Linked DNA regions of Mus musculus: region 1 is linked to region 2. Evidence: chromatin loops called from intact Hi-C (ENCODE). Cell type or tissue: heart. All regions are shown on one strand.

What was found. Hi-C counts contacts between places; a loop is a spot of excess contacts. Peaks named below come from ENCODE experiments on the same cell type or tissue, not always from the same donor. Only the 100,000 strongest peaks of a DNase experiment are listed, where the experiment ranks them.
Region 1: a loop joins it to region 2, with 7 times the contacts of the local background. A loop is called at or near these places in 29 of 42 quality-filtered maps.

The regions. Positions count from the first base shown.
Region 1 is chr7:118,687,088-118,689,587 of GRCm38, forward strand. It overlaps Gde1 (glycerophosphodiester phosphodiesterase 1), which reads right to left. Exons shown (of 6, transcript NM_019580.4): 6 at 1,471-2,063. The coding sequence ends at 1,916. Among named protein-coding and RNA genes, the nearest start is that of Gde1, 17 kb to the right of the region's middle. In heart, a CTCF peak has its summit at 1,357 (motif pointing left); no DNase peak of the experiment used is centred here; H3K27me3 peaks cover 776 bases.
Region 2 is chr7:118,594,195-118,596,694 of GRCm38, forward strand. It overlaps B230311B06Rik (RIKEN cDNA B230311B06 gene), which reads left to right. Exons shown (of 2, transcript NR_169121.1): 2 at 2,231-2,500. Among named protein-coding and RNA genes, the nearest start is that of Tmc5, 1.9 kb to the right of the region's middle. In heart, a CTCF peak has its summit at 1,196 (motif pointing right); a DNase peak (open chromatin) is centred at 1,207; H3K4me3 peaks cover 918 bases; H3K27me3 peaks cover 1,765 bases.

The sequences.
Region 1 (2,500 bases), 93 kb after region 2:
GGTGGAGCACTTGTCTAGGATGCACAAAGCCTTAGGTTTGATCTCCAGCAAAGAAACTAGCTTCTTTTTTTTTTTTTTTTGGTTTTTTTTCGAGACAGGGTTTTTCTCTGTATAGCCCTGGCTGTCCTGGAGCTCACTTTGTAGACCAGGCTGACCTCAAACTCAGAAATCCGCCTGCCTCTGCCTCCCGAGTGCTGGGATCAAAGGCATGTGCCACCACTCCCGGCTCTAGCTTCATTTTAAATGTCACCACTTACAGCTATGTCTCTTGATGCTGGCCTACAACCTCAGCTACTTGGGAACCTGAGAGATTTTACGTTTATGGCTACTCTAAATAACTTAGTGGAACTCTGTCTTAAAGGGGCTGGAGTGAGTTAAAAGCCTAGCAGACAGAGGCGCTCACCAAGCTTGATGACCTGAATTCAACTTTGTGACCCGCGTGGTGTGAAGACCCTGGCAAGCCGTCCTTCCATCTCCACATGTGTGCCACGTGCACTCTCACACCAAAGGGAATTTGAAAATTTTTCTTTTTGAGATGGGGTTTCTCTGTGTAGCCCTGTCTGTCCTAGAACTTGCTCTGTAGACCAGACTGGCCTGAACTCAGAATCTCCCTGCCTCTGATTCCAAACTGCTGGGATTAAAGATGTGTACCACATCTGGCTTAATTTAAATTTGTTTTAAAAAGAGGTCTAGATATAACTCTGACAGACGACTTACCACAGGTAAAGCCTAGGCTGAATTTCTAGCATCGCATGCTAAGGCCTGGTATGAGGGTTCAACACGGAAAAAGTGCTACCAAACCCAATAGTCTGAGTTCAACGTCAGGGACCCATGGGGGAAGGACAAACCTGCAAGTCGTCTTCTAACGTCTGGGGCAGCAGTGGTGGTACGTGTTGCCACCCCTTCCTTCAACAACTAAAAACAACACACACACACACACACACACACACACACACACACACACACACACAGCCGCTTTGTCCCTGTGGGATGGCCAGGGCCTGGAACTGGACACTGCCTGTGGACTTTATGATGGACTCAGGTACGTCCCTAACTGCGCTGCCTCTGCTTCCTCACCTCTGAAGATGATGCCAAGCATCCGTAAGCGTTTTGCCCAGGGCTGCAGATGACTGTGCTTACAAATGCCTCATCTAGTTCCCAGTCTAGAGCAACGACAGCAAAAGGAACAGTAGGTCTGAGTCAGGGCTGAGGCCGGCACCAGTCTGTGCATCTGCAATTGAGAAATGAAGAGCAGCCCAGATCCTCAGACCCGTTCTCCTGGTTCTTTATCTAAGAACCTGCCAGTGATCAGGCTTCCAAGCACGATGGGAAAGCTGCCGCTCTGCCCCCTGGTGGTCAGAAGTGCTTACATCAAGATGACACAGATAATTCCAAGTCTTGAAACTAAAGCAGGAAAGGCCTCCCAGGCACTGTAGGACCAGAAGATCAGTACACAGTTTGCCCTCTGTTCACCTTTCAATGATTTTATTAGTGTGGTCACAAGTTTGACACCTACAGGTCGCCATTAACAAAGCTGACGACAAATATTGGAAATAAGTGAATTACTGAAGTACGGCAAGATTTAAAATGTCAACTTGGAGTGATCATGCAAGCCCCATGCATTGGTGCCTGCGCCCTAATTGCAGGACCCACTCTGCTCATCCTCGTGGCTCTGTACCCTCAGCGGGGTCAGGGTGGGGCCACCCTGCCTTTTTGCAGATCCAGAATTTTAAGGGCAAGTGTGGAGCCTTCCTTGGAGCATGGTCACCATGCCTGGTTTCTGCTTGTTGGGGTGACACTGTGACTATTGCTAGTATGAGCCACAGGGTCCCCAGGGCTTGTGCTAACAGAGTGTTCTCATGTCCCTGCAAGAGGCCTCCAGGCAGTTTCGCAACTGTGTTTCCTCCTGGGGAGTCTAGAAGTGAGGTGCACAGTCTTCTAGCATGCTGTCAGTGATGTAGCTGGACCCAAGGTGGGACTCGTAGTAATTCTTTTCATCAAAGGTATTGACAGTCCAACTCACAACCTGGATTCCTTTAGCTGACCACTTCTTCAAATAGTCCCTGGAGAAAAGGGGAAAATCAGCCGTGTTAGAATGGACAGCTGTCCTGGAATTGAGAGCTCAAAGCATGTGCTCTGTGACTGCCAACTGCTCCCAGAGAGCCTCCAGCTGGCCTCCTACCGCAGTCAGAGGCTGGGAAGCAGGCACGGCTTATGTCTGCTTTACATCATCATCCGAGCTCACACACATCACAGTCACCAAGGGCTATCATCTCTGCCCTCTTACACCAACCACACTGTCCGTTTCTCTCTGTACTGCAGGAGCCTCCCTTTCAGGTCACCAGAGCTTCTCTGTCCTCCGCTCCTGGGGAAGAACAGCGCTCTACACCCTCCCTCAACGCTTTCTTCCTTGCAGTTCACAGGCAGAGCTTAGTTTGCTCCTGGCACCCTGTCCCATATCTGGTGAAAAGCTGAGAAGTCCTGAGTGTCCCCAGGTATG
Region 2 (2,500 bases):
AGCTCTGTAAAGCTCTTGCATAGTAAACAGGAGGTCCTGAGTTCCACCCCCAACCCTGGGGGGTGGGGCAAGGAAACAACAAGAGTCGGGGTTGGCTGAAGCAAGGGAGGAGGAGGGGACAACTGGACTAAAGTAGAGTAACATGGAACTGATGGTTCACAGCCGACCTCCTCTGCTTTCCTCTGTTGGTGCTGGCTATTAGTGCGAGCAGGAAGGTCCTTGGGATTTCCCAGCACACAAAGCTGAGAGAGTACTGAAGAGCTGCCATAGGGGACTGGGGAGGGATGGCTCAGTGGGTGACGCACTTGCTGCAGAAGCCTGAGCATCCGAGGTTGGACCCTCAGCATCCACGTAAAATTGGGCTCAGTCTGTAATCTCGGCTCCTACCTCGAGAAGACGGCCAGAAGTAGCCTGGGGAGTCCCTAGGCCAGCTCGGGAATGCAGCTGTGAGCACCAGACTCAGCTTCCCACAGGTAGAAGGAAGGCAAATGTCTCTCGCTGAACCTTGAACTCATCCGGCCACCAGTAAACCCTAAGTGTTTTCCTCTTTCTAGCCCATGCCCCACAACCCTCACCCCAGAATGGGGTTACAGTGTGAGTGCAGCCACCCGTGGCTTAGTGCTGGGGATTTGAACTCATGTCCCCATGATTGCAGCAAGTGCTCTTACTCACTGAGCCCCTCTGATTTAAAGACGCTTGTCTTAATTAAAGGCATGCTGTGCTAGCATTAAATAAACGGGGCTGTCTGGTGCTTTCAGGTTCGTCTTGGAGTCTGCGTGTGGGATTCTTACGGTTCTCTGATGGACCCAGTCACGCCAGCCAGCATGGCACAGAAGCAATGTAGGTCGTGTGGCCCTGAGGTCAAGCAGACCCAGAACTGGCTCTGTAGGGCAATGTTACATAAGTTCCCTTTGTCTCTGTCTGAATTACCTCCCCGTGTCTAGATTTCCGTGTCTTTAAACTTAAGACACGCTATGACTATGTTTTCTGGACCGGACTGGGAGACCAGAGCTCAAGCACTCTGTTATCCTGTCACATGATTGAGTGCATGATATCACGTGCCAGGTGGGCACCTAATTTGAGCTTCTTTGACCAGTGAGTCCCTTCCGTAGACTGGGCTAGATCCCTTCCTAGTCGTCTTTCCTTGACGAAGCCTCCCTTTTCTGCCTCACCCTAGAGGCAAGTAGCCACAAGAGGGAGCCAGAGAGCAGGCATGGGAACCGGTCAGGCCAGCTGGGGAACTTTGCCAAGTTTGTATTGATGGCACGCGCGCGCGACTCTGCAGAGGTAAACACCATCCTCCCAGGAGAGGGCAGACTAAATCTTGGTTATAATGAGTGTTTCCGAAGGTGGCCAGGGTTCTGCTAGGTCTCTGGGAGCCTGATCTCCGGCTGCTACGGACCGGTCACAGTTTCTGGAAAAAAAACCCACCAAGTCAAATCCCTTAGTGTCCCAGAGTCACCACCTTTCAAGTAGTGCTTTATGGTCTTTTTCAGGCTAGCTGAGGATATTTGGGCAGAGATTTGGGTGGGGCATTTATTCCGGTTTTGTTTGTTTGTTTATTATTTTTAAAAAGTGTTTTACTATGTGGTCCCAACTGGCCTGGAACTCCTTTTGTAGCACAAGCTGTCCTAAAACTCACAGGTCCACCTGCCCCCACTTCAGTGCTGGGATTAAAGGCATGAGCCACCATGCCTTGCCTTGCCATGTGGGCCTTTAAAAAAATGCCTCAATGAAGACAAATGTGCTTACATTTTAAACTTATTTCTCTCTCTCTCTCTCTCTCTCTCTCTCTCTCTCTCTCTCTCTGTGTGTGTGTGTGTGTGTGTGTGTGTGTGTGTGTGTAAGTCAGACAACTATTTTTAGTAGGTAGTAAATTCCTCCACCTTTATACCATGTGGGTAGAAGTCAGGCAAGCGTGGATTCAAACCCCTTTATCCAACTGAGCGGTCTTGCGTGTATGTTAAAGAACTATGTCTATAACCATATCGTGATCTTCTTGGTCGCAGAACTAGGTAATAATAGCCTCTGAGATAAACAGGCAACAGAGTCTGTTTGCTGGTACAGTGCTTCCTTAGGGACCCTGCTGTGCCTGACACACCATGTCCCCCCTGCAATAGTCAGAACGACAGCTGGGTGGTACTGAAGCAGACACACACACACACACACACACATTTCTTAACAGTAACGGAAAGCAAATGGCTTGCAACTTATCATCCTCATCCTTCAGGTGCAGTTCAACGGAGAAGAGCCACGGCGCTATGTGGCTTGTCTCCGGAACGTCCTCATCTGGGGAACGCCACCTCAGCACCCCCTCAGCGCCCCAAAGCTTCTGTCTGTGGTTGTTTCCTGTGCGAGTACAACTCGGAGCATTCAAGCTGTTGTACCAGACTCATCTTGCCCAGTGTCAGAATCTCTTGTTCAAGACAGGCTGGGTGTGAAGCATGCCTATAGTCCTGGCACATCAGGAGCTCAAGGCCGGTCCAGCTACTTGAGACCC